2 separate regions of the Homo sapiens genome follow, and region 1 is linked to region 2. Evidence: read pairs that join two places in POLR2A ChIA-PET (ENCODE). Cell type or tissue: PC-3. All regions are shown on one strand. Links, peaks and the distances in the headings refer to the core of each region. The heading gives the core; the rest is flanking DNA.

Region 1 (9,727 bases), core at 2,624-6,623, 480 kb before region 2:
AACCCTGGTCCAAACCACTATGATCTCTTACCAGTATTATTTTGATAGCTTTTTAACAGTGCTCCCTGCTTTAGACCTCATTCCTCTTCATGCTATTCAATACAGTAGCCAGAGCATTCTTCTTAAAACAGAAGTCAAATATCTCTTCTGTGGTCAGAACTTTGATGGTTTTCCATCTCAGAATAAAACGCACATTTCAGCCAGGCACTGTGGCTCATGCCTGTAATCCCAGCACTTTGGGTGGCCAAGGCAGGTGGATCACGTGGTCAGGAGTTTGAGACCAGCCTGACCAATATGGTGAAACCCTGTCTCTACTAAAAATACAAAAATTAGCCGGGCATGGTGGCACACGCCTACAGTCCCAGCTACTGGGAGGCTGAGGCAGGAGAATCACTTGAACCCGTGAGGTGGAAGTTGCAGTGAGCCGAGATCAAGCCCCTGCACTCCAGCCTGGGCGACAGAGCAAGACTCGCCCTCAAAAAAAAAAAAGTTAAAACACTGTTAATTAGCACCTATGTTTTTGCCAGTATGTTAAGATTATTATTATTTTTATATTCCTTTTCTCTTTAGCTGTTGCTAACAGCCTCTTTTGATTCAGATACTTTAAAGGATCATAACTTGTTACTGAATTTATAAATTATATGGGTGAATGTGGGTTTGTACTCTTACGTATGTTAATATATATCTGTCTGTGATTAGACAGGTAACATATAAATTAAACTCATTTGCAGAGCTATTGCATTAATGATGAGCAATTAGCAGTAGCTCAAGTGTTTAAATAAATAAGGTGTTTAAATAAAAACTTAACCAAACTTTCAAAAAAACCACAGGTTGCAACTTCTCAAATAGTACTTTTCAAATAGTAAATAAATGCATTAATTTCAAAACAGAAGTTCTTTTTGTATTTGTTCCATGATAAATTGTAGTTTTTCCTGATTGAAAATAGGTTCTTATTTGGGATTAAATTATCTGATCAACTGACTATTGCAAAGAATAAATACATCATTATTTACACACATTAATTATTGTTATAAGCCATTACACATTTTTAAAAAATGAAGTTTGTATTCTTACAGTTACCTTTTAGCAATTCCAGGGCTAAAGGAACTTTACTGCTTGACAGAGAAGCAATGATAGCACAGTGTAGTAGACTCCCAAATAGTTTGGTTACATACCTGAGTCAGTACTTCTGATATTTTTGTTTGTTTACTTACAAATTATGTATGTGTTGTTGTCATTGACAGTCTTAAGGATGATATATACTTAGGCAAGGTTTATCAAGAGCAGATGTAAATCTGTATTTCACATAGCCATTTTGGTATTTCTGAGAGTTTTTGATTGGCTTGTCAAATTGTGTTGTATTTTTCTTGTTTTTATTTATTTTTGGGACGGGATCTCACTTTGTCACCCAGGCCTGGAGTGCAGTGGCATGATCTCGGCTCACTGCAGCCTCCACCTCCTGGGCTCAAGCAATCCTCCCACCACAGCCTCCTGAGGGACTAGAGGTGTGCACCACCACGCCTGGCTAATTTTTGTATTTCTTGCAGAGACAGACTTTCACCATGTTGGCCAGGTTGTTCTCGAATTCCTGAGCTCAAACTGATTTGCTCGCCTTGGCCTGCCAAAGTGCTGTAATCTAAGGCGGATCACAGGCATTTGCCACCATGCTGGCTACATCACATTGTATTTTTCTAAGTTTTATTATAAGACTTCACTAGGAGGAGCAGAAGTATCAGTTTTGCTATTTTTGTGCTTTTATTAATATATTGTTCAATTCATTGTTTCTTTGTAGGAATCTTCTGCGGCTTGTCCATAGTGTGAATAAAAACTAAATCACATCTATAATTCTACTGAACTGGTCACACAGACGCTGCCATATATGTCACAGTACACTGAAAAGGAGCCAGCAGGTAAGGAAAGTCAGTTCTTCTACATTGAGTACTTCTTGTTTTTTCCTCTGGGTACCTTGAGTACCAGTAAGTGACATATGATCATCTGACCTGTGGTCTTACTAAAAGGCTGGTTTTGATCCATATATTGAATATTTGTAAAGCTTAGTTTCTAATTTTTGATAGGTAAAAATAGAAATTCTGGTATTTTCTTTCCATACCCATTTAGCTTGGAAAGCTTTATGCTTTCCACTTCGGAGACTATTCTTTTGGTAGAATTGTTAAGGGCATTGGTTCTGGAGTCATACTTTTGGATTATTAGACAAGTTATCCAACACTTAATTTTAACTTTAATTTTTCAATTTTTAAAATAGAATACAATATCCACCTCAAGATTACTGATGGGATTAAATAAGTGTAACACTTGATATTATTTATACTCGATATGTGCGTGTATTATAAATACATGTTTGTTTCTGTTTCCTTCTTGGAAGTGATTATATTTCTTATTTTAATACAACTAAGAAATTATGTAACTGTTTCATTCATTCATTTATTCATTTTTTTTTTTTTTTTGAGATGGAGTTTCGAACTGTCACCCAAGCTGGAGTGCAGTGGCACAGTCTTGGCTCACTGCAACCTCCGCCTCCTGGGTTCAAGTGATTCTCATGCCTCAGCTTCCTGAGTAGCTGGAATTATGGGCATGTGCCACCACGTCTGGCTAATTTTTGTATTTTTAGTAGAGACGGGGTTTCGCCATGTTGGCTAGGCTGATCTCGAACTCCTGGCCTCAAGTGATCCGACTGCCTCATCCTCCCAAAGTACCGGGATTACAGGCATGAGCCACCATGCCCAGCAACTGTTGCATTTATTGACTATACCATATGCTGTGAGAAAATATTTTGTTTAGTTGCTGTGTAGTACATGTAATGTATAATTGACTAAGCAGACTTACACTTAATATATATATGTGTGTGTATAATAATGTACTACTTAGTGAAAGTTGCTGCTGTTTACTACTGTATACCCCTCAGTCAACAAAACTTAATTGTCAAGTCATGTAAATGTTGATGGCTTTTCTTACCATAACATATACCATTTATTGGTAGTTTTGAAGGCAGGGTAGTATGTGTTTGACCTGGCTCATTGCTGTTTTCTTTTGGATAGTTTTATCTGACGTTAATCTTTGGAACATATTTATTGTGATCTAGTTGATTCTTCATGGTACAGATACCATTTAAAGAGGTTACTTGTTATCTTTGACATAAATGTTTTCATTCTTAAAGTAATTGAAACCATCATATCATAATGCTAGTAATTGATTCATCAAATATGTATTGAGCACTTATATTAATATAATATATAAGGTACTTAATTTGGAAGATCTCCCATAAAGAGCTTTGGCAGTATAATAATTTGGCATATGAAAAATATTTTTTGATAGGTTTCATTATAAAAATCTGAAATACCTTAAAGAAACCAAATTTTAAAACATATTTTTTGAAGGGAAAAGGCCACTAACTCTTATTATATAGTACTTCATATTTAATTTTCTAGTGTGTGAAGAATAATGTTTTATAGTACTAGTAAGGTACACTTCATGTTCAGAAGCATATGATTTGATAAATAATAAAATATAAACTGAAGTAGTTTTCCCCAACAGGTTGCAAGAATAAAGCTCATTGCTGTTCCTGTTTTAATTTTTTAACTTTTTTTTCAGCAATGGACCAAGAATCTGGTAAGGCTGTCTGGCCCAAACCAGCAGGAGGGTATCAGACAATTACAGGCAGGAGATATGGAAGAAGACATGCTTATGTCAGTTTTAAACCATGTATGACCAGACATGAAAGAAGCTTAGGTCGGGCTGGTGATGACTATGAAGTGTTGGAACTAGATGATGTTCCAAAGGAAAATTCCTCAGGTGTGTAACATTTAATTATTTAAAGGTTATTAATAGTTATATAGGAATTGATCTTATAATTAAATTTTTGGGTGGGTATTATGCATGTCTGTGAGTGTAAATGCAGCACACTTCCTATCAAGAAATTCTATTTTGAAATTCTTATTGAATTTAATATTAATGGTGTATATATTTAAACATTGTAGAAGAAAATAGAATACAGCCAATCATTAAAATATAACCACACTCTCATAGTAGTGATTACGTTGTCATAACCTCCAGCCAAAGGAAATCATCTTTGAATCAAAAAGATATATTTTGAAATTTTTAAAAATGTGGATCAAGTAGAGATATTTTTTCCCTGCATATAATATTTAAATAACTTTTCTTCTTCTTCTTTTTTTTTTTTTGAGATGGAGTCACGTTCTGTTGCCCAGGATGGACTGCAGTAGTGCATCTTGGCTGACTGCAACCTCCATCTCCCAGGTTCAAACAATTCTTGTGCCTCAGCCTCCTTAGTAGCTGGGATTACAGGTGTTTGTCACTGCACCCAGCTAATTTTTGTATTTTTAGTAGAGACAGGGTTTCACCACGTTGGCCAGGCTGATCTCAAACTCCTGACCTCTCAAGTGATCCACCTGTCTTGGCTGGCTTCCCAAAGTGCTGGGATTACAGGTGTGAGTCACCATGCCTGGCGTTCTTTTTTTTTTTTTTTTTTTGAGATGGAATCTTACTTTGTCATCCAGGCTGGTGTGCAGTGACGTGATCTGGGCTCCCTGCAGCCTCCACCTCCTGGGTTCAAGTGGTTCTCCTGCCTCAGCCTCCCAAGTAGCTGGGACTACAGGCATGCGCCTCCACGCCTAATTTTTGTATTTTTTGGTAGAGATGGGGTTTTGCCATGTTGCCCAGGCTGGTCTCGAACTCCTGACCTCAAGTGGTCCGTCCAACTCAGCCTCCCAAAGTGCTGGGATTACAGACATGGGCCATTGTGCCCGGCCAACTTTTCTTCTTTTAATTTTATCCTAAATTTAACTTGGCTTGTTTATTTTTTCATCATTTTACAAAATCCAAAGGACAAGGAAGGCTTATTCAATTAAAATTTCTTAGTTATTCAATGGTTTTGAAAAAGTATTTTGCAGCTATCCATGTACCATAATTGCACATTTTTGGACTGGATTTGTCTTCTTCCTCTTGTTCTAAGCAAACTTGACAAGACATTTCTAGATTATTTTTGCTGTCATATGTAAGAATCTGAATTACTAGCTAGGGTCATCCCATTGAAGAACCCTTCGTTCCCAGCTACTTGGGAGGCTGAGGCAGGAGAATGGTGTGAACCTGGGAGGCGGAGCTTGCAGTGAGCCGAGATCATGCCACTGCACTCCAGCCTGGGCCACAGAGCAAGACTCCGTCTCAAAAAAAAAAAAAAAAAAAAAAAAAGAACCCTTCGTACCATATATCAAAGAACCCTTCGTACCATATATCATGGCCGAACTTCAGTTATTTTACAATTCATGAATTTTTATTCCAGCAAATCTCAAATGTCTTCATTTTTTTTATTAGTGGTGATGCAAGATAGTTATGCTTAAAGTAATTTATAGATATGATTTTACTCATGTTTCAGAATTCTCACAATTATGACAAGAATCAACATATTGATCTCTTTGTTGTTTTTCAGTCATAACTATAACACATCTAAAGTAAACTTATTACAAATGTATTACAACAATTCAATTTATAATCTGTCGAGATACTGAGATATAATTTTGTGAATTGCCAACAAAACACAATAGGGTCTAATTTCTCTTAAATCTGTAACTATAGTTATTATATCTGTCATAAGTACTTTTGAAGGTTTTTTGTTTTGTTGTTGTTTTTACCTGCATATAATAAAGAAGGTAAGTTTGGAAATCACTGGGAAGCAGATTGGTTACCCTAGACTCCACTTACGAGAGGCTTCCCATTGTATAACCTCTCAAGAGCTTCTCCTTTATATGTCTTGCAGAAGGCATTAGATATTAGGATTTAGATAGAAAACTGCCAAAGCCATGTGAGGGAGATGATAGTGAAAGGCTGTACATTGACATAAATGAACTCATAGAGTAATCAGTCTGCATTCTCAGTTAAGGAGCATAGAAGTGCTTGGTAAATAAATTTACTCATGTATTCAAGTAGTAATAATTGGTATGATTTCCACTTAAGTGATAGTTATTACATAAAATTTTATCTAAGTTAATCCTTTAAAATATGTTTTCTTTTGTTTTTTATGAAGGTTCCAGTCCTTTGGATCAAGTTGATTCTTCTTTACCCAGTGAACCTATATTTGAAAAAAGTGAAACAGAAATTCCCACTTGTGGTTCAGCATTGAATCAAACCACTGAGAGCAGTCAATCCTTTGTTGCAGTACATCACAGTGAGGAAGGCAGGGATACCTTAGGAAGCAGTACAAATCTTCATAATCACTCTGAGGGAGAGTATATTCCAGGAGCTTGTAGTGCTTCAAGTGTCCAAAATGGAATTGCATTGGTTCATACAGACTCTTATGATCCAGATGGCAAACATGGAGAAGATAATGACCATCTTCAACTTTCTGCAGAAGTCGTGGAAGGTAGTAGATACCAGGAATCATTAGGCAATACAGTATTTGAGTTGGAAAACAGAGAGGCAGAGGCATACACTGGTCTTTCACCACCAGTTCCCTCATTTAACTGTGAAGTAAGAGATGAGTTTGAAGAGTTAGATTCTGTACCATTAGTGAAAAGTTCTGCTGGTGATACTGAGTTTGTCCATCAGAATAGCCAGGAAATTCAGAGGTCTTCTCAAGATGAAATGGTTAGTACGAAACAACAAAATAATACTAGCCAGGAAAGACAGACAGAACATTCACCTGAAGATGCAGCCTGTGGTCCAGGGCATATTTGTAGTGAACAAAATACCAATGATAGGGAAAAGAACCATGGAAGTTCTCCTGAACAGGTAGTGAGGCCAAAAGTTAGAAAACTGATAAGTTCAAGCCAGGTGGACCAAGAAACAGGTTTTAATAGGCATGAGGCGAAACAAAGAAGTGTTCAAAGATGGAGAGAGGCTTTGGAAGTTGAGGAAAGTGGCTCAGATGACCTCTTAATAAAATGTGAAGAATATGATGGAGAGCATGACTGTATGTTCTTGGATCCACCATACTCAAGAGTTATTACACAAAGGGAAACAGAAAATAACCAAATGACATCAGAAAGTGGAGCCACAGCAGGAAGGCAAGAGGTGGATAACACCTTTTGGAATGGCTGTGGAGATTATTACCAACTCTATGACAAAGATGAAGATAGGTAAGGTCACATCCAGTACTTTTTCCGATTGTGTAGTAAATGAAGTGGTTTCTTTCTAGAACCATGTTTGATGGCTGGGCTATTTGATATGATCAGGGAATTAGACATTTTGACTTACCAAATATTTTTATTTACTGAATGCTAACCATACATGCAAACTACTCATTAGAATTTTTCACAAAAAAATGTTTTTGAGGTTTTTAGTAGTTTACAGAAGTAAGTTCAGATAATGATTATTATTATAAAGGGATAGAGATGCTAGTTCATGGTATTTCAATTAATAAAATGTAAAATAAACATTTGTTGTATTTTTTAAAAACCTACATTAAGCCAGTCTGGGTTTAAAAAGTGATTAATATCACAAATTATTGATTGGTAATACTTCATTAACATTGCCAGTAGTGACTAATATCACTTGTTTCCCTCTTTATCTGTTCTTCCTGTGGCTCTTCCTATCACTAAGTTTATTTTTTACTTATTTTTTCTTAGCATTCAATTCTCATTAACAACTCTGTGTGGTAGATTCCATTATTTCCCTCATTTGTAAATAAGGAAACTGAGGCACAGAGCATTATATAACTTCCTAAGGTCACAGAGCAACTTAATGGTAGAGCTGGACTTTGAGTACCTAACTGGGTATTCCAGAGACTGTTCACCACTATTCTTTGCTATTTTCAACAGAACATAAAACTTATAATAAGCATTCTGATTGCTCTTACAAACCCGTATCTTTTTTTTCCAAACCATAAGACAACAGAAAAAGAAAAAAATGGAGAATTTCTTTGTTCAGTTGCTGAATTTCCATTACCCCAGTGTCCAGATTTTCATGAGTCCTTGTAAGCTAGTTGCATCCCTGACAGTGCTCAATTACAGTGCAATTGCAAGATTTTATTAGCTAGTGGAAATAATTGTGTGGTTTTTTTTTAGTTAGAAAGTACTATAAAGGAAGAAATTTACCATTTTGAATATGAATGCATTTTAATTCATGTCATAAAACAATTCATTTGATTTTCTTTGGACATATGAATTAAGCTACTATAATACAGATTGTGTAATTTATTATAGAAAATATTTAAAATATAATTTCTGCTGCTCTGTCAAAGTCTGTAAACTTTAAGGGTTAGTAAGTAATTTTTGTATGATATACTGTTTTTAAGCTAAAGGTAAAGTTTTTTTCAGTTCAAGCCCACAGTGTTTTATTCAGTATCCACACTTCTAAAAACAGAAATTGGCCACAAAGCCTGACCTGATGTTAACTTCCTGGATAAGCAGATCTGGATCTGAATTGAAATGAGGGTATTTTTTCAAATATTTGTATATTTTACTGCAGAAATATAGTTATGTTTGATTACTGTGTGTGGCCTGGACCATGTTGGGGTTTGTTAAGTAGTAGTTCTAAATCTGGGAAATATATATCAAAATTCCAAAACACATTTAGCCCTAAGATTTTGAAATAGATTGCAAGTCTCTAATATTATACCTCTAGGTTACTATTTTTAAAAAAAGACAAAACTTACAGTCTTTGATAATTTATTTTTTTGAAAGTGTAAGGTGCTTGTATTTTTTTTCCCCCAGTTACACTTTTTCTTCTTTAAGGAGAATCATTTAATTTGGCTATACCTTTGTCATTTTGGGCAAAATAAATACTTCTCTTCTGCTTGCTTTTTATAGTCAGTTATAATGTCTTATGATGAAGTTGATGAAATTGTTACATTGTTTGCCAACCCCTAGAGAAAGGTAGTCTTCCTGGCTCCTTGATTTTAAATTGATTTTCTTTGTTTTGGGGGTGGTCAGTGGTGGAAGTGTATTCTTTGCCTTGAAGGACCCTGGACTTTTCATAGTTATAAGGTATTTTCTTAGTTATTTGTAATTCTTATTCTTATTTTTAATTTTTTTCTTAAGTGATGTCAATATTCTGAACAATGATAGTTTTTTTTTTTTTTTTTTACAAACAATATATAGATGGGAAAAAACATTTACAGTTAATAGAAACTGTCCTTTTAAATTGCTAGTAATGTATTGACTACAGAGCCTGTGGTTAGGGTATGCCAAAATGATGGAACTACTTTAGGATCATTGTTTAAGACACATTGAAATGCTTAAAAGTTTCTTGTTTCGTTTTGTTTTAAAGAATCATAGAATAAATTCTAAAGGATAATGGTTCTGCCTAGGACTGTACTTATATTTTTATCCATAGCCTTAAGATATGTTTTACGATCTCAAAGTGTCTGTACAGTTTTCTGTACAGATTATTCTATTTCTGAACAGAAACTCTGTTTCTATGCTGCTGTGTCCTGTTCCTCTACCCTAATTCCCTGCAAAGGATTATAGTTGCCAGGGTGCCTTTTTAATATGGTGCCAGCTAAAGGTTGGAATTTAATAGCTGTACACTCCTATTTAGTTTCATTTTGCCCTTGTTCATCTCCCTGATGTTTCATTGTCATCCTCCCTAGTTCTTGTATTTGTAGATTGGAGAGATGGTGATGCTAGTCTTCTCAGGTTTTGGATGGAAAGTATAAGAGCTGCTGCTTAATTTGGGCCTGTGAACTTTGAGTTTTTTTGTAAAGCTTAAAAAGTTGATATACTTGAAAAGTTTTTTTTTGTCATGCTTATAATAG
Region 2 (9,727 bases), core at 3,522-7,521:
ATTTGAAAAATTAGCTGATCAACTCTAATAACGTCATAAAAGGGCTATTATAAAGGTAATGCATAAGTCGTAAGTTAATTACATGACAGTTTTTTAAAAAATGTTTTCCAATCTATTGTGGCTAAAAGACAACAATATTTCAAGTACAGAGAAGAGTAGATCACAAACATGCTTACCTATCATCTAAAAATTAATAGTTTGCATTTTTAAAAGGAAGGATTTATGCTTAATGAAAAAATAACATCAAGAACAGGGAAAAAAAGACCAGCAAAAAAGTAAGCACACACATTAACTTATTATTGTTTCTGTGATGTTTCATCAAATAATCAAATATTAGACAATACTAGTTTACTAAGTGACAAGCACTGTTCTGCATGCTTTAAATGTATAAACTTAACTATTCCTGCAACAAACCCAAGAGTGGGTAACACAGTAATCTCATTTTACACACTGGGAAATGGGGACAGAAAAAGTCCCATAACTTGGCTTATACCCTGCACTTACTTAAGTGGTGAGGCAAAGACTCAAACCAAAGAAGTCTGGCTCTATAGCTGGGGCTCTCCCTAGAGCAAAGATTCTATCACAACCACTCATTAGTCATTATCTCTGTAACTACTCCAGATTTTTTCACCCTGTTAGAATACCATTGCCACAATTACTTATTAATAAAGTGGGAAATACTTGATGAAAACAATTTTAACATTTAAACCATTTTAAAAATTGAGTTACATCAATTTTAACCTGCTTTTGAAATTCTGTACCTATTCATTTCATCTATAAACATTTACTGAGTATATATATAGGTACTGCTAAACACAAGTTTAAAAAATGTTTTAATGTATAAATACATACAAGTCAAAATTCAGCCAACTTTCAATTAACTGTTAAATCAATTACTTGTGCTTCATGTCTCCGACCAAATCCTGTAACAGCTTCTAAATCTCTTTGACCCACCTTTCCCAAAAAACCCCATTACATAATAATCCTGTGGTAAGTAATCATTAAGCGCTGTTGAATCCCAAGTGACTGAATAAATAAATCTGAGGAATTCTTTTTATTTGCATTAATCATAGTAGATATTTAATTCTTACCTAACTTTATCTTCTCTCTCCTTTTATTATATCCTTCTAGGGCTAGTTCACCCCTGGCCAGTTAGTTTATGCTAAGAAATTAAGAAATTCATAATTTAAAAGATAAATTTGAAATATATACATATAGTTTTTCCAAAACCAAATGGAAAATCTTATTTTTATTTACTTCATTTTGGCCTATATATCAACTTCATATGAATATGAACACAGATAACAGTTAAAATATAAGCTAAAAAACACTTTGAAAGTTTAAGCATTGTTTTTTCTCTCCTGATACTGAAGATACTGTGGCCTAATGAAAAAGAGTGTTTCTGGCATCATCCATTGGCTAACGTGATATGAAATGACTTCATTTATATGAGCCAAAGAAAAATGGCTATTGATGAATGGAATCTTGACCTGAATCATTTGGAAAATGATTATAATCATAATCACCTCCTAGCTTACCTGTTTTATAAGTTAGAAATTTATATATCAAATTTATATACAGTATAACATACAACTGTAAATATACTTTAGGTGTCAGAGCCATAGAAGAATTTAATAATAGTAATGGTTTGTTAAGACACTGAAGTTCAGCATGGTAAAATTCATGCCACAGAAAAGCTGGAAGCAAAAATTTACTCATCTACAAAACTGAAATATTAATGTTATAATTAATATCTATAACTGACATTGTTCTCAGGTTCAGAAACTTTTCAACTTTTTTGACAGTAAAATCTAAACCTATATAAGCTGAACAAAACCTAAAATATATCTTACACATAAACTACACACAATAGTATTACAAGGATTTTCACTGAAGATGTATTTACAACAAAAAATTGAAAACCATGTAAAAATGTCACTCCCTCACTCAGAACGCTCAATGATTTCTAATTTCTCTATGAATTAGCACTGAAGTCCTACGTGGGTCTGTATGACTTTATGATCTAACTGCCCATTACTTCTCAGACCCTATCTCCTATTACTTTCTCTCTCTTCAGCTACACTGGCTTCCTTTTGGTTCCTCCTTTCATCTGCTCTTCCCACTGCCTGAAATATTCTCACCCCAAGCAGTCTCATTTGCTCTCTCAGTTCTTCCAGATATCTGCACAAATGGCACTTTATCAAGGAATCCTTCCTTAACCACACTATGTATAAAAATAACTCCCAGCACTCATTGCCTTATTGCCCCCAATCTTGCTTTTTTTCAAAAGAATTTACCACCATGTGACATACTATGTATTTATTTGTTTGTTTATTCACTGTCCCCTCCAATTAGAGTAAAAGGCCCATAACAGTGAAAACAAATTCTATTTTGTTCACTACTGTATCCCCAAAACCTAAAATGATACCTGACACCTGACATTCAATAAATATTTGCTTTTTGAATGGATAAATGAAAAAAAACTGAAGTAACTGTACATTCACTATTATAAAATGATACCTAAGATGCATTAAGTAAAAAAGCAAGATACAGAACACTACTGTTGTATGCTGTAACACTTGTGTAAAAAGAACAGCAGGCATATCATTTACACTTGTGTTTTTATTTGCATACAACACTTCTGGAAGATTACCTCTAAGGAAGAGAACTGGGACACTAAGAAAGGACACTTAGACCCATGTAAATGTGCATGTACTACCTATCCAAAGAAATTAAGGTTTTTCCTTTATGAATAAGAAATATGTAAAATAATCTTACAGAAAATCTACAATTCATACTTAAGAACTCAGTGAATATCAATTAATTTACCTGTAAACTAAGGTACATTTTTTAGAAAAACTGAAATAGAAGCTGATATTTTTCTACAGGATTTTATAATATACAAAATATGTTTATACACATTATCTCATTTCAGTGTCACAGAAATCCTGTAAGGCAAAAGAGGTATATATTCATTTCCTCCCTCTACGGAAAAGAAAACTCAGAAAGGTTAAGGGATCTTAACCATGTCTGGCTAATCTTTGTATTTTTAGTAGAGACAGGGTTTTGCCATGTTGGTCAGGCTGGTCTCGAACTCCTGACCTCAAGTGATCCACGGGCCTCAGCCTCCCAAAGTGCTAGGATTACAGGCGCAAACCACCAGGCCTGGCCTGACAATTTTTAGCCAACAAATTAAATGTGTTGTTGGTTGAAAATGTAACAAAATAGGATTTTACTGATACTGCTGCTCAATTAAGCAAAACTAAGTAACATGTGCAGAGAAGAAAAATCTATGTTGTGTGTTGGTCTAGCAAAAGGGCTTAAACAAAATGTGCAATTTCAGAAACAAAGGCAATTATCATACAGACTAGCTAATTACATTTATAAAGTAGAAATTCATTTTATGGTGCCATAAATTCTAGACATATCTGACATATAAGGGAGACTCTTTCAACAAAAATTATTATATGTTTGGTCCAAAGCATATATTGTCATAAAGTTAAATAACCAGATTATTCTGAAGGGAAAACGAAGTCCAATTATTTAATTCAGCATATACTAATTGAATATTTATTATGTTCTTACAACTAGATAACTAAAAAAAGAATGAAGAACATGTCTCTTAATAAATAAATAAATAAATAAATAAATATAATAAGAAAGCAGCTGATGTTTACTTGGAGATTAGAAAATTTTGATATTCTCATCACTGTGAGTCAACAGAGTTCACCCTCCTAATTTGCTCCAGAAGGCAGATTCTTCTACCCCAAAGAGCTAGAATTGAACTATTATATAAAATAATCCTTAAATTCAACAACACATAAGCAATTCAAAATTCTTCAGAATTATTAGACATTTAATCTGTCATTATCCCAATTCAATAAGAAAGGATTTATCTTCTAACTAAGCATTTCCCAAAGTATGCTCCATTACACTATGGTCCTCCCAGGAGGCTCCTTGAAAGGGAATTGGGACAATATTTTCAGAAACACTGCATCCCATATACTATTTCCCCCTTGGACATTTAATATTAAAGGCTTAGAAAGTTCCTGCAGTCAATATTACTGTTTCTTTTGGCTTCACCCAACATGACTCAAATTCTGCAACTCACTTCTCCATGGTACACTTCTTAACATCCCACAAACTAATGGGAAATACACAGAGAAAATAAAGATCTAATCTAATGAATCAAATCAATACAACAAAACTCAGACTAGTACTACTGCCAGCCTAGCAAAATAAATATGACTAACATTGCTAGGAAAACCTTCCATAAATTATCATTGTACTTCTCCTTTTGTAATTATAATGGTCTCAAAGATATCATCTCTAAATGCTCTAAAGATGTGTATTCTTATAGCCCGTTTTTTTCCTCTTTAATAGAGTACTGCCAAAGTTCAAATGAATTTATTCCCCCTCCGGTAGTCTATAAGCTTGATGGTATAACAGAAAAGACTAATCTTTCCAATGTTATCCTAAGCCTTAGAAACACTCTGTTAAGTTCAGAGAAGTAGAGTGAACCTTTGCAAATAAGGTAAAACTGTGATTTATGGTTTTTAAAGGTTACTCTACTAATAGACCAAAATTATTTTTATTTTATTTTGAGACTGGCTCTCACTCTGTCACCCAGGCTGGAGTGCAGTGGCACAATCGTGGAACACTGCAGTCTCAAACTACACACCTTAAACAATCCTTTTACCTCAAACTCCTGAGTGGTTAGCATTACAGGCATGTGCCACCACACCCGACTAATTTTTATATATTTGTAGAGACAAGGTTTTGCCATGTTGCCCAGGCTGGTCTCAAACTCCTGAACTCAGGCAGTAAATCCACCTCAGCCTCCCAAAATGCTGACATTACAGGTGTGAGCCACTACATCCAGTCTACCAAAATTATTTTTTAAATAATATTAAGGTTTATAAAATGGCAGGGTTTTATTTCTGTGGTAGACACAAAGTGATTATTATTTATTATATTCCCTTACAGGTGTGCCATTGAAGATGCTTCACTTTTATTTCTGATTCTGCTTACTGTCACTGGCTAGAGGAAATTCCAAAATTTTAAGATTCTATTATCTAACCTATTATGCCATAATCACCTGATTTAACAACCTATCTCCTCAAAGCACTTTTCCTTATACTCCATTCCTCTCTTGATGGCCTCTGTCTTTATTACACAGCTTTAATTCTTTAATCATTATAATCACTTTCTTATATGCATCTTCACTCCTCTTCCCCTCTCTTACTTAATTCATCATACTTATCTAGCATAACCACAGCTTTCCTCATTAGCATAGTTGTGAAGGAAAAAAAAAAGAAAGAAATTCATTTTTCACAGTTCCAGGAAGTCCAAGATCAAGGTGCTAGCAGACCTGGCATCTGAAAAGAGCCCAATCTCCAATTCCAAGATGGACCACTGAAGACTGCATCCTCCAAAGGAAAAGAATCCTTTGGTTTCACATGGCGGGGGTGGGGAGGTGGGCAAAGAGGTAAAGGGGAGCCAAACTCCCTCTTTTATAAAGACATTAATTACATCCATAAGGATGAAGCCCTCCTGACCTAATCACCTCTCAAAGGTCCCACCTCTTAACACTCTTACAATGGCAATTAAATTTCCACATGAGTTTTGGAGAGAGCAAACGTTTAAACTGTAACAATGAGCTTTAACTCTCATTGACTCATAGAGCTAAAATAAACATCAAGACTAAGACAAAATAAACATCAAACACTAAGAACTTGACTATACAACCCCAACCCTGATTACACATTTGATCATTTGGAACCTTTATAAGAATACCCAATGCATGGCACATTTCAATGGTACAGTTCCTTAAAGCACTCTTCTACAGAAGCATTCACCACCGAAGAGTCGGTATTTTCAGTAACACTGCCATTAACTAAGATCATGGAGCATAATTCATTGTCTCTCCTGCTCTCAAATAATATTTACACAAATTTTCACAATTTTCCATGATACAATAGTTTAATTTTGAGTTCTTCCAATTCTTCCAATATTCAAATAAGTCTCTTATTGAAATTGTATACCATTTATAGCAATGGAATTTATAAAGAGAAAATACCAATAGAACCACTTATGTGAATTCCAGGCTTTTCTTGTAACATTATTCATAAAGCAATGCTTAAACAGTCATTTGGGGACAAAATCATTTAAAGCTTTGATTGTTTTCGTTTCCAAGTAAACTGAAAAGTAATATTCTAATTATTAATTGAAAAACTGAATTACACAAAGATTTCACTGACACATGTAGATGTATTCTTAAGTTTTAGGAATTGGGCATTGTAAAAATTTCTAATTGTTCTGAAAAAATGCTGTAAAATCTCATTAACTGGCATTAATTTGTAAGAATGCCCTGTCTTATTTGTAAAATATTAATTTATTGCTTTAAACTACATATATTATAGTATTCTTTTACAAAAAAATCCTTAATGACTAAAAGCATTGCTTCAGCAAATAGGCAAGATCTAATTTATAATTAGTATTTCAACAATTTAAAATAAATTTGATAAAATGAAATATGCAGCACCATCTTGTAAAAATATATTAAGTATTATCACCATTGAATTAATGGACACGAGAGCAGAACTTGAAGGTGCCGGAAGGCAATTCATTCTCTTAAACTACACTATACACTACCTCAGAAACATTATCTATTCATTAGTTAAACAAAACTTTTCTTCAATGATTATGAAATATTAAACTCCAGATGATCAGAATTTTTTTTTTTTTTTTTGAGATGGAGTCTTGCCCTTTCACCAGGCTGGAGTGCAGTGGCACGATCTCAGCTCACTGCAACCTCCACCTCCCAGGTTCAAATGATTCTCCCACCTCAGCCTCCTGAGTAGCTGGGATTACAGGCACACACCACCACACCCAGCTAATTTTTTTTTTTTTGTATTTTAGTAGAGACAGGGTTTCACCATGTTGGCCAGGATGGTCTCGATCTCCTGACCTTGTGATCCACCCACCTCGGCCTCCCAAGGTGCTGGGATTACAGGCGTGAGCCACCGCGCCCAGCCAAGCCTTTAAATAACCAATTCCACAACGTCATGGTAACAGGGAAATATTATAAACCACACTCAGTGAACAAAAGATTTACTAGATAAGATATTCCAAAGCCAAACAAAAGGAAAACATTTCAAAAGTTCCTTTGAAAGAACACATATGCCAGATACTTATCAAGAATCATGAAGCAAGAAAGGGAATTTAATAGGGTCCTTGGTACATGTGCTGAGATCCTTATAGCTAGGACAGTGAAAGAGTGCAAGGATTCATAATTCACAATTCACAAAGTGATGTGTAGATTAATATGGCTCAATATTACTAACAACCACAATAGTTTAATTTTAATATTTAATAGTAATAGTAATAACCACAATTGTTTAAATACTTCATATTCATTACTACATTTACCGTATTCTCAGATACGGTCTTTTTTTTTTTTTTTTGCTATGGAGACATATGAACCCACTTAATCAAATCATACTATTTAGAACAACATAAAGTAAAAAGTACTAAAATATCAGCTATAGCATAACTATAATAGTTCTGTAAGTTACCCACAGGAAATGCCAAGGATGTAGCTCAGACTTTTTTAACCTTGGCACTTTTGACATTTTAGCCTGGATAATTTTGTGCTGGGAGTGTGAAGGGAGGGGCTGTTCTGTGCATTCTAAGAGGTTTACCAGCATCACCAATCTCTACCCACTAGATCTGGTTATGACAATCACAGTGTCTGGTGATACTACCAAATGTCCCAGGTATGTGTGTGGCAGGGGGTGAGAACCACCAACATACATAGATAGATAGATCAATAGGTAGATAATAGAAAAAGGAAAGATAAAGAAAGAAAGAGGAAGAGAGAGAAAAGAAAGAGGAAGAGAGAAAGGAAAGAAAAAGAAAAAGAAAGGAAGGAAGGAAGGAAGGAAAGGGGAGGGGAAGGGAGGGGAGGGGAGGGGAAGGGAGGGAAGGGAAGGGAAGGGAGGAAGGGGAGGGGAAGGGAGGGAAAGGAAGGAAGAAGGAGAAAGGAGAGAGAAAGAGGAAGGAAAGGAAAGGAGAGGACAGAAAGGAAGAGGAGAGAGGGGAGCAAAGAAGAGAAGAAAGGAGAGGAGTGGAAAGGAAAGGAGAGAAGAAGAAAGACTTTATACTAGGCATTCTTAAACAGTTAATAAAACTATGAAATAAAGTTGAATTTCAAGTTGGTGAATTTGAATGTATTTATTGTAGTCTAAGGGTCACATTTATGAGCAGAAAAAAAATTCTTAAACTAAATCAATATTTTGTATTTTAAAAGCAATAAATACACCAGCAATCTCAGATAAATAAGATTCTACTTAAGAAGAAAAAAATCAATAAATAGCTTTCTTCTTATTGCTTACTTCTCTCTTAAGAATAAGACCCTACCTTCCTGCTGTCTCCCAGGAATAAAAACAACTGCAGTCTTTCCTTTCAGTTTTGAAGGCAAGAGAAGAACTTTTTCCTCTGACTCTACAGGTGGTTCCTGAAAGTGCTCTCCAGGTGACCTGAGGTGACTGACAAGTCTATTTTGCATTTACAAACAAGTTTAATAGGACCTGCATATTAACAAGAGTAACAATTTGTTATAGCAAATTTAAATAATTTTTGTATGCACTTATTACCTAGACACTACTCTTCCAAGTTTCTCATTGGATTATTCTTTAGCTTACCATAGATGTAACTGATCGTGCATCTTCTTCATAATTTACTACTGGAGGTGGCTCTTTCCCATCATTTTCTTGCACTTTTTGCTCTAGTAATTCCTTCTGTGCTGAAAACTTTGCTTCAGTGCATCTCAGCTGCTGGACTGACTGTTTCAGTTCTTCAAGTGCCTGTTTTTGGCTTAGCAGAAGCACAATACTAAAAGAGAATAAATATAAATGATTTCAACTTCATTAAGAAGACATTAAGGAAACCTCATATATGTAAATTATGCTTTTCTTTGATTTCATTTTTATAAGAGCCCTTTAGAATCATAAAAAATATGAAACTAAGCAGATTTTAAGTTATCACAGTATTTATTACATGCTAGCATTAACAAAATATAATGAAGTGTTTGGAGTCAAATCCAAATTCAAGATGCTTTCAAATATATTATGATCTATGGCATTCATTTTATTTTAGCTAAACTATATACCTCACAGAGTAGACACTTAGGTCCAGAGGTATAGGGCCTAGAATGAATTAAAATAACAGAAGCAGGATCTTAAATTTACTTTAAGTATCAAAGGCAATATAGCTAGGGTCAGATCTGTGCCTAGGGTAAAATAAATAAAATCAAGGTGACAGTCTGGACACAAAGCTTGTGTATATGTTGTGAGGGATGTGTGTCTGGCGGCAAGTGAAACTACTATGACAAGGACTAAGGGCTAAGATGTAACTGGAGGAATGAGTAAAACAAAGGTCTCCAAATCTTTCCAACGTCTCCAATATAAATACAGTATACTTTCCCATCCCTCCTTTAAAGTACAGGGCCACAGGTTGTCTTACTGTGACTTTTTAACCCTTGGAGGCTGCCTTCAATGGGAATTTCAAACTAATTCACCCACATTGAAGCCACGTGTAAACAGGTAGTGGTGGTAGATACTTCTGGAAATAGCCCACACTATATATTACAATAATTTCCAAAAAGGACCGTGCCATGCACTGCTGAAAGTAAGTTATTAATATGTAAGAGACAATAGATTATAAA

The links. ChIA-PET counts read pairs that join two places held together with the same protein. Peaks named below come from ENCODE experiments on the same cell type or tissue, not always from the same donor. Only the 100,000 strongest peaks of a DNase experiment are listed, where the experiment ranks them.
Region 1: POLR2A ChIA-PET joins it to region 2 with 9 read pairs; 1 of 35 experiments calls an interaction of 5 or more read pairs at or near these places.

The regions. Positions count from the first base shown.
Region 1 is chr5:109,375,586-109,385,312 of GRCh38, reverse strand. PJA2 (praja ring finger ubiquitin ligase 2) reads left to right here. Exons shown (of 10, transcript NM_014819.5): 2 at 1,793-1,910; 3 at 3,610-3,810; 4 at 6,059-7,109. The coding sequence starts at 1,880. Among named protein-coding and RNA genes, the nearest start is that of PJA2, 30 kb to the left of the region's middle. In PC-3, for the core only: no CTCF peak of the experiment used is centred there; a DNase peak (open chromatin) is centred at 4,452.
Region 2 is chr5:108,896,827-108,906,553 of GRCh38, reverse strand. It overlaps FER (FER tyrosine kinase), which reads right to left. Exons shown (of 20, transcript NM_005246.4): 10 at 8,706-8,895. Among named protein-coding and RNA genes, the nearest start is that of FER, 150 kb to the right of the region's middle. In PC-3, for the core only: no CTCF peak of the experiment used is centred there; a DNase peak (open chromatin) is centred at 5,733; H3K27ac peaks cover 1,120 bases.